Linked DNA regions of Mus musculus: region 2 is linked to region 1. A link is a loop called in an ENCODE intact Hi-C map of the cell type or tissue named here. Cell type or tissue: heart. All regions are shown on one strand.

Region 1 (5,000 bases):
GATATCATCTTACTTAAAGCTTACACGGGGCTGTATAAGAAACAAGATATGTATAAGGGCAAAAAGAGTGATTCATCACTTCATGGGAGTCACCAACCATAGCCTGCAGACACTGCCTTCCCAGAACCTGCCTGCCCTCTCTCTTACCTGGTCAGCTTGACTCGTCCCCAGCTACAAGTCTTACTTTCCTTCCATGCTGTTACTGACCTTGCCCTTTAGCTCTCACATCTGGTCTCACAGTAACATTTCTTCAGAGCCCACAGCCAACGCTCCTTGCTCTGCTCGATGCCGTCAGGCAGTGACCTACTTTCAAGTTCTTTCTATGTTTAGAAATTGTCATAATCAAACTCCAGATGGGTGGTAGAAGGGAACACAGTTGGTCAAGTGCTTGTCCTGAGTTTGGTCCCCGGGACCCCACATTTCTATTGTGGTGTTGTTGTTGTTGTCGTTGTCATTGCTTAAAGCCAGATGTAATAGTCTCTATCTGTTTTATCCCGTGTGTGTGTGTGTGTGTGTGTGTGTGTGTGTGTGTGCGCGCGCGCGCGCGAGCGCTCGAGCAGTTGCAGATTTTTGTAATGGGGTGTGCACAAGCCACAATACATGTGGAAGCCAGAGAACAACCTCACTCCTGGGTCCTTGCCTTCTAAGGAATGAAGGGTCTCTTTTTTGTTTGCAGTGGCTTAAGCCAGGCTAGATGGGCAACAAGCATTCAGGAATTCTTCTGTTTCTATCCCTAGGAATATCAGGATTACAGACATACATGTACCACCACACCCAGCTTTGTGTAGGACTTAAACTCAGGTCCTCAAGCTCGCTGGGCAATTGTTCCCCTCCCTGTGCCACCTTCCATGCCTAATTAGAGATGGCTTCACAGTTAAGGATGCACGCTGCTCATGCAGAGGACCAGAGTTTGATTCCCAGTACCCATAGCACATACCAAGGGAATTTGCCGCCCTCTTCCGGCCTCTGCTGGCACTGCATTCATATGTACAAACCCACTCAGACAGTAGTTTCTTTAAAGTGTGCTGCTATGCTATGGTCTTATACATTTTGTCTATTTGGAGTTACTTGCACTATTATAGGTAGTGCTAATGAACACACCCAAGTAAATGTATTTTCCCTAGAACTTCATAGCCTTTCACAAAAACAAGTAATTTTCCATGTGGGCTAGAGGCATGTACACACCACCACCACTTCCTGCTCTCTTACCTCAGCTCTATTTCCTCCTCTGCTCTGATTACTGAACAAGATAGTACACAAGAAGTGCCTGACACATAAACAACTCCCAACTTATAGCAGTTAATATTCTGTCCCCTAGTTGAGGTCTTAGATACCATAACACCTAACTGAAGGCATCTCTGGCAACCGAAACCTGCAAAATACATCAACAGCCAAAGGCAAAACAAGAGCATCTAATTTGCCTTAGCATGCCTTCTCACACAGTTTCAGCCATGCAAGAGGTGCTCAGTCGAGGAGGCTCCATTGGTTGGTAGAGACTTTGCCTACCTAACGGGCATGATAGCCTGAGTTCTATCAACAGCACTTTACAAAGTGGGTTCTCAGCACACACCTGTAAGCCCAGCACTCAGGTAGTAGAAGCAGAAGAATCAGAAGGCCATCTTTAGCTACAAGATGAGTTTGAGGCCAGTCTATGGAACATGAAATCTTTCCTTGTAAAAATTAGCTTTGAAAAAATAGCTGAATACATGAGAAAGTGAATGTATCATAAGAGCACGGTCTCCTGACTTTAATTCATCCAGGCACAAAACCAACCTCAACTACCCTTATAAACATGGCCCACTCTGTTCTTTCGGAAGTGGCTGAGTACACCTCTCCTTTGTTTTGTTAACTGGCTGATCCACCTCAATTAAGAGACCAAAGCTTCCTCAACACATGGTTCAGTCACTGGCTGGCAGCATTTGCCAGACAAAAGCACTCTCCACTCTCCGTATTCTGCTAAGACTGCCATAGTCTCCAGTGTGGAAAGCTGACAGAGCAAGCAGCTCATTATTCCCCTGCTCAGATGAGGAAACTGACGTTCAGGAAGAATTAATTTGTCCAAATTCTCTAGAGGAGCTTGCAGGGGACAAACGACCTCCACAGCTTCCTTGGCTCTAAGACTCGGTCTGCAATCTCTCTTCCTGTGACCCTCAAGGTACCAACAGGTTTCGTTGCTATGGTTACCGTTGGCATCCATAGCATCCATAGGCGACTGTTTTCACTTCCCTCCCAGATCCCCTGCTGGCTCTGCTGAACTGAACCTTGGAATTCTGACAGCAGAGGGGGCTGCTGAGCCAAACCCAAACTCTCCCAGCATGCCTGGCTCCTTCCCATCCTGAGTTCTGAGAAGTTCCTCAGGTCTCTGAGGCCAAGCAGAACAAAAAACCTCTGGAGATCTGTAACATGAAATATAATCCCAGACCAGCATGTGCTGTGGCCTTTTGCCAGTAACAACTTGTCTCCCCAGGAAAGTCCCTGCCAGGAAATGTTTTTTAAAATATATATATACATATCTAGCAGGGGTTCTCAAACCTGGCTGTACACCAGAAACCACTGGGCTGTTTGGTTTTGTTCATTTGTCTGACTTTCTTTTTTTGTTTGTTTGTTTTGTTTTGTTTTGTTTCTTTCTTTCTTCTTCTTCTTCTTTTTTTTTTTTTTTTGAGTCAGGGTCTCATTCATACAACCCAGGCTGGCCTCGAACTTGTTGTGTCACCAATTGGTGACTTTTAAACTCTTGATCACCTTGCCTATACCCAGCCACTAAACCCAGATTGTGTGTTTTTTTTTTCCTTTTCCATTTTTTATTAGGTATTTAGCTCATTTACATTTCCAATGCTATACCAAAAGTCCCCCATACCCACCCACCCCCACTCCCCAACCTACCCACTCCCCCTTTTTGGCCCTGGCGTTCCCCTGTACTGGGGCATATAAAGTTTGCGTGTCCAATGGGCCTCTCTTTCCAGTGATGGCCGACTAGGCCATCTTTGATACATATACAGCTAGAGTCAAGAGCTCCGGGGTACTGGTTAGTTCATAATGTTGTTCCACCTATAGGGTTGCAGATCCCTTTAGCTCCTTGGGTACTTTCTCTAGCTCCTCCATTGGGAGCCCTGTGATCCATCCATTAGCTGACTGTGAGCATCCACTTCTGTGTTTGCTAGGCCCCGGCATAGTTTCACAAGAGACAGCTACATCTGGGTCCTTTCGATAAAATCTTGCTAGTGTATGCAATGGTGTCAGCGTTTGGATGCTGATTATGGGGTGGATCCCTGGATATGGCAGTCTCTACAAGGTCCATCCTTTCATCTCAGCTCCAAACTTTGTCTCTGTAACTCCTTCCAAGGGTGTTTTGTTCCCACTTCTAAGGAGGGGCATAGTGTCCACACTTCAGTCTTCATTTTTCTTGAGTTTCATGTGTTTAGGAAATTGTATCTTATATCTTGGGTATCCTAGGTTTTGGGCTATGTGTTTTTAATTATTGATTTATTTATCTACTTATTTATTCATCTAATTACTAGATTAGTGTTCTATAATACTGGGCTGCCTATTAAAAATGTATAGTCCAGAGCCTAGAGAGATAGTTCAGTGAAGCAGTTATGGGTTGTTGCTCCTCTTGTAGAGAATACAAGCTAGGGTTCCAGCACCTATGGGGTAGCTGGAACCTACCATATATAACTCTGGTTCTAGGAGACCCAACAACCTCTTTCTGGCCTCCTAGAGCAATGTACACACATGATATACATATGCATAAAATAACTACATCTTTTAAAAAAGGGAATATCAATTTCAAAAGATATTTTTAAGAACACAATGTCCAGGGCCATGGGTGGTGATACAGGCCTTTGATCCTAAGCACTTTAATCCTAAACAGAACTGTGAGGTCAAACCAGCCTGGTCCATGTACTGAGTTCCAGACCAACCAAGAGCTACTTAATGAGTCCTTATCTCAAAGCTAAGTAAATAGATATAAATGAATAAATAAATAAATATGAACGACAGCTAACACAAGGTATCACCCAGACTTGTGAAACCAGCAAATCCAAAATGTAGAACCTGGAAGTCTGTAAAAATAATCATACTGTATGATTCTAGTGGTTCCTAAAACAGGCATGTTTATAAACCAACAAGCTAGATAAACTGGGAGGTCCTAAGGTTGGTTGTTCATGTTGTTGTCTTGGTGCTGTTTGGGTTTTTGGTGGTGGTGGTGGTGGTGGTGGTGGTGGTAGTGGTGGTGGTTTTGGGCTTTTTGTAATGTTTTTGCTGGTTCCCCCCAACACACACTTTAAGATGTGATCGCCAAAATTCATAGACCCCTTTCTCCATTCCTGTAGAATGCTACTATATTCTACTGCCTATATAACTATCTTAAGAAGTATTTGAAAATGTGTAGTGCAAAAATCAACATGAGTTACAAATAGAAATCTATGTTTCCTAGTACCTTCTCCCAAAAAGCTAAAAAGCAGGCAAATTTCATTTTAGTCACATTTTAATTTACCTGAAACATTTCAACTGCTAAACAACATCACAAAATTATTATATTCTTCTCTTATATGTTCTCCTTATATAGATCTTCAATCTGGTGTGTCTGCTGTGTGCACAGAACCCCTGAATGCAGACCAGCCCTGTTTTGAATACTTAGCAGCCATGGCAGACACTGGCTAACACTTTAGTCAGCTCCTGTAAGTAAGAAATGGTCAATACCCAGTGCCCATAAAAAGCAGAAAATTAGAGTGGTCTGTGTGTCACACAGTCTGTGTGTGGATAGTAAGCTACCCCACTTCTACTTTTCTAACCATCAGGCAAAGAGATAAAGCTCAAAGGTGTCTCGTCCTGGGACGTATTCATGTGGAGAAGATGGAAAACCCACCCTAGTAGGCAGTGGTTAAGACCACACAACTGTGTAAGAAAATCCTTAGATGAAAAGGCTTAGGACTCCTGAAGTAGCTCAGTGGCTAGAGGTACCTACCCCTGCCAAGCTAGACAATGTGAATTCCATCCCT
Region 2 (5,000 bases), 86 kb after region 1:
CTAGAAAATATTCTGGGTGAGGTAACCCAGTCACAAAAGAATACGCATGGTATGCACTCACTGATAAGTGGATATTAGCCTAAAAGCTTGGAATACCCAAGATACAATTCACAGACCACATGAAGTTCAAGAAGAAGGAAGACCAAAGTGTGGATGCTTCAGTCTTTCTTTGAACCGGGAACAAAGTACTCACAGTAGGAAATACAGACACAAAGTGTGGAGCAGAGACTGAAGGAAAGGTGATCCAGAGACTGCCCCACCTTGGGGGTTCATTCCTTATACAGACACCAAACTCGGACACTATTGTGAATGCCAAGAAGTTCTTGCTGACAGGAACCTGATATAGCTGTCTCCTGAGAGGCTCTGCCAGAACCTGACAAATACCGAAGTGGATGCTCACAGCCGGCCATTGGACTGAGCATGGGGTCCCCAAGGGAGGAGTTAGAGAAAGGACTGGAGGAGCTGAAGGGGTTTGCAATCCCATAGGAAGAACAACAATATCAACCAACCAGACCCCTCAGAGCTCCCAGAGACTAAACCACTAACCAAAGAGTACACATGGCTCCAGCTGCATATGTAGCAGAGGATGGCCTTGTCGGGCATCAATGGGAGGAGAGGCCCTTGGTCCTGGGACGGCTCTATGCCCCAGTGTAGGGGAATGCAAAGGCAGGGAGGTGGTAGTGGGTGGGTGGGTGGAGGAACACCCTCATAGAAGCGTGGGGGGGGGGGATGGGATGGAGGGTGTTCTGGAGGAGAAATCGGGAAAAAGGATAACAATTGAAATGTAAATAAAATATCCAATAAAAAAAAGAAAGAAAAGATTTACTATTTATTTATATGTGTGCCTTGGTGCCAGAAAAGGTCAGAAAAAGGTATCAGGCTCCCTGTAACTGGAGTTCCAGGAGCTTGTGCATGGACTGCACAACATGAGCATTGGGAACTGAGCCGTCCTCAGTAAGAGCAGAAAGTGCTGTTAACATCTGAGCCATCTTTCTAGCTTCCACTTTTTTCTTCTTCATCAGACACTTTGTATTTAATATATGCTAAAAACCAAACCAAAAATAAAAGTCAGTGACTGAGACAAGATTTCAACAGAAGTTCCCTTGGGCAGAACAATGCCTGTTGCCCTTGATGTCCTGTATTCACTAGAGTGCTGCAGCATTTAGAGAGATTGTGGCCTGAGACAGGGGCTTGTCACATAGTGCAGGCTGCCCTCAACCTCTTGATCCTGATAACTCTGTCTCACAAGTGTTCCAGGAGTGTGACTATGCCAGTATGAAGATTGGTATTTATCAGGGAGCGAAACTGTTTCAAAACTGGATTTTCAGCTGTCCTTTAGAAGTTCTTGAGGAGTCCAATGCTTTAAGAGGTGACATTTCCTCCTCAGGACTGGTTTTAGTGTTGTTCCAGTTGTGGGCATTTGCATTTGTCCCGTGGCTTATTCCCACAGCACTGGGTGCAAACTTCAGTTACTATGCTGCAGCACTTAACTATCCAAACCAAAGACCATCACAAGTGTAAGGAGTGTCCTGTGTCCTAACCTGTAGGACAGTTACAGCGGAGGCAACTGGCACACAGAATTTGTTGTGCACTTTAGTAGGATTGTATTGTTTCCCGTGGCTAGAGTGTAAGAATGCTCATCAGGGTGGACTGGGGAAATTGAGGGAGTATAAAGGAAATAGTATGGTTTGAAATTGGTGCTTGGAACTAAGTTATTGGGTCTGTTTCTGTCTGTCTTCCTGTGAAATGTGTACACCTGCATATAACAGAACATTGAATTGTAAGCTTAGACTAGAAGGGTGGTGCTCTGTGAAGATACAAACCCGTTTGACCCCATTTGGAAAAAAGACAGAGTGGGAACAATACTTGCTACCGCAGTGCTCCTCCGTTCACAGCTGGACCTGAGTTGTGCCCACACTTCTTCCCTTCTGCTCTGTGGATATTTTCTAGTAAAGCATGCTTTTATGCTACGAGCATAAAAACTACTTGATTGGCAGTTGCCCAAGTGCTGGGAAGCCTGCTTTCCTGCTCTTCAGCAAAGCCAAGTTCAGACATTTCTTTGGAGTTTGTGTGTCCAAAAATTGATTACAGGGCCCCCTCTAGTGACTGAAATCAACAAGGACACAAATCTCTCCCAGACCTGGGAAGATTTAGAATTAAGCTACAGGGAAGTAAATTTTTTTAATTGTTTTTAATTTTTATTTTTAAAGGGAATTTTTTTTCATTTTTAGAAGGTTATTGATGTCAAGAATAGGTCCAAGATTGAGGCTATCCAAACAACAGCGGGTCAAAAGCTCTATTTACCTTTTTAGAAATCGGTGCTTTAAAATGGAAATGGAATAAGGCTGTGCTACACAGGGTTCTTTGTTGTTTGTTACGGTTGTTTCTGGCTTAATGAAGCTTTAAAAAGTTTTTTTTTTTTTTAATCTAGAGTTCTTTATGATATCAACTTCATTTTTTGATCATTTTTGAAAGCAGCAGTTTTATTGAAGAAGGAAAAAAAAAGCTTTAAAACAGCATTCTCATGAAAGTATTAGGTTTTTGCTGTCCTGGTAACAGCATATGATCCTTCTGTGGATGTCCTTTATACCCAACGGTATGTTTTAATGGCTCCTTTTGTTTCTCAGTTAAGGAAATGAGGAAATTCTTAAACTTCTGGATCTCTGCCATCTCTCCTAAACACTCACCGCCCCAACACACAGGCCTTCAGCTACGAGCCTTTAAAGGGCTCTCATTTGACCCTCGGGCCTTTGTAGCTTGAACAAGGAAAGCAGTGTTCCAAGAGCCCTAGCATTGCTGAATGCTCTGGTGAAAATATTTCATGGACATGGAGTACAGGCGCCTTCATCTTATAGTGGAGATCTCTGTGACAAAATGCAAGGGTGGATTATAACCCTGTTTGGTGTGGTTCATCTTCCCAGCTACGTTTGAATGCTTTTAGCTGCCCACAACCATGCAGTCTTTAGCCACCAGAATAAACAAAAGTGTCAGATCCATCATTTTGTATTATCTTAAATTGTAGATCTGGTTTTGGCTGGCTTGCCTTCATTTTGTTTCCATTGTTGATAAAAATTAAGGAGAAGAGCAACACCATTATTTATATATAAATTGTTGTCAACAGAATCATCTCTGGAATATTAGGAAAATTCATTAAAAGTCTTCAAGAGCCCCAAAAGTTGTGGGTTCCTAAGGAAATAACTTTTAGTTATATTATCGCATTAGTTGTGCAGTTGGAGGGGGTGTCCCTGGCATTCAGGGGACACTTTTCTTGGTAGAGTCCTGTTGTGGGTGTCGGTGTAGGAGCTGCACTGTTTGTTCTGTGACCTGACCAACTGTCTATATGTGACTGTCTCAGTGCTGATGTGGATCTGTTTGTCAGTGACTTAACTAAGCTAAACTCCTTGAAGGAACGAATGGCAGCAGACAAGGTCTAAAAGCGCTGAGCCTTGATCCTTCCGTATTTAGAAAACAACTTTTGATGACTTTTAAAAAGCCACATAGCAAAAGAAGGGAGGATATATGAGTAGTAGCTATCTAAATCTGATTTTATTCACTCATTTATTAGTTTTGATTTTGTGTTGCTGTGTTCATCTGTTAGAACACACATTCAGTAGTAATGGGAACTATATACATCAGATGAACTCACATTTTTATGGCTTTTCTTCCTTCAGATCCCATACACATGGCTGTTTAAAAAAAAAAAATCAAGTGTTTTGCTGTCTTGTGTCTTACCCTTTGAAAGCGTTCTTTCTTGCTATAGGATGGCTCTCAGTTATTAACTGAGCATCACCTGTCTGTCAGGCAGGAGAGCAGCACCAGTTTCTATGCTGTCTTTTGAGGTGTACAGAGCCTCTTCCCAGTCTACAGTTGAAACCAAGGTTAAAACAAAACTGCTTCATGAAATGGGGTTGGAATCAGGTTTTCTGTCTCCCATGTTCTTGTCAAAAAACTAGAAGTCTCAAGGAAAAGTTAAATATCATTTCCCAGTAAAATATTATGTAGCCAGTGAAGGTGTGAGGTTTACAATAACTAATAATTAAGTTTTTGTTAGAGAAAAACACTGATACAGAAGGAAATGTTGGTAATAGTTTTAAACAGTTGTAGAATATTCTCTTTGTGTTATGTCTTTTTTAAATGTCACACAGAATTGTCCACTGTAATTTAGTGTAAGAGAACAGAATTCCTATAAACACAAACCCGACCTCTTGTAAAGCACGGGCAGAGAGAAGGTGAACATCCTGGCTCTGTGATAGACTTGAGCGTGTCCGTTTGTCTTTGAGATCAGACCATGTCTCCTGGACTTGGGCCAGGGCTGATGACATTCCTCTGCATTCTTGAAAGCTAAATTCTTAAGATAACTTAAGTGTGTAATGTCGTGTCTTTGGAGTAGCCTGTGAGCAGAGCTGCCCCCCACTCCATAGATGTGGCTCATTAAGACATACGTTAGTATCATTTAGTTTTCATGTGTTGCTCAGTTTTGATGCTAATCTTTATGTATCTATATGTGTGTGTGTGCACATGCACATGTGCATTTTCCCTCTGCAGCACCAATGTGGTTATGAATTACTCAGAGATTGAGTCTAAGGTTCGAGAAGCAACGAATGATGATCCCTGGGGACCTTCTGGGCAGCTCATGGGAGAGATTGCCAAGTAAGTGGTAATTTGACTCAACAGTACAGAAAGAATCAAAGTGTCTTTACACAGAAAGTGAAGTTTGCTTTCAGTTTTAACCTGTTTAACTATCAGCCATATGTTCTGCATAATCCATTTTGATTAGTGTGGAGAGTTTTATATAGGTTCCATTCCCATTAAAAATTAGCTTTTAATGATGCGTCAGCCAAGACTTAATAGCTTTCCTTGCAAATTTTGAAGAACACGTATAAAATATTTGAAGTAAAAAAAAATCACACACTTTTTTCTTGGTGACAATGTGGGGCACTGAGGCCATGAAGAAAAAGCTTGCAGGATGGCACCGTGATTCCTCATGATGTGCTGTGTGT

What was found. Peaks named below come from ENCODE experiments on the same cell type or tissue, not always from the same donor. Only the 100,000 strongest peaks of a DNase experiment are listed, where the experiment ranks them.
Region 2: it touches region 1 in a loop (7-fold over the local background); 30 of 42 quality-filtered maps call a loop at or near these places.

The regions. Positions count from the first base shown.
Region 1 is chr11:45,793,589-45,798,588 of GRCm38, forward strand. No RefSeq gene overlaps it. Among named protein-coding and RNA genes, the nearest start is that of F630206G17Rik, 12 kb to the right of the region's middle. In heart, CTCF peaks have their summits at 958 (motif pointing left) and 2,274 (motif pointing right); a DNase peak (open chromatin) is centred at 2,293.
Region 2 is chr11:45,879,165-45,884,164 of GRCm38, forward strand. It overlaps Clint1 (clathrin interactor 1), which reads left to right. Exons shown (of 12, transcript NM_001045520.4): 2 at 4,546-4,650. Among named protein-coding and RNA genes, the nearest start is that of Clint1, 30 kb to the left of the region's middle. In heart, a CTCF peak has its summit at 2,108; no DNase peak of the experiment used is centred here; H3K4me3 peaks cover 390 bases; H3K27ac peaks cover 747 bases.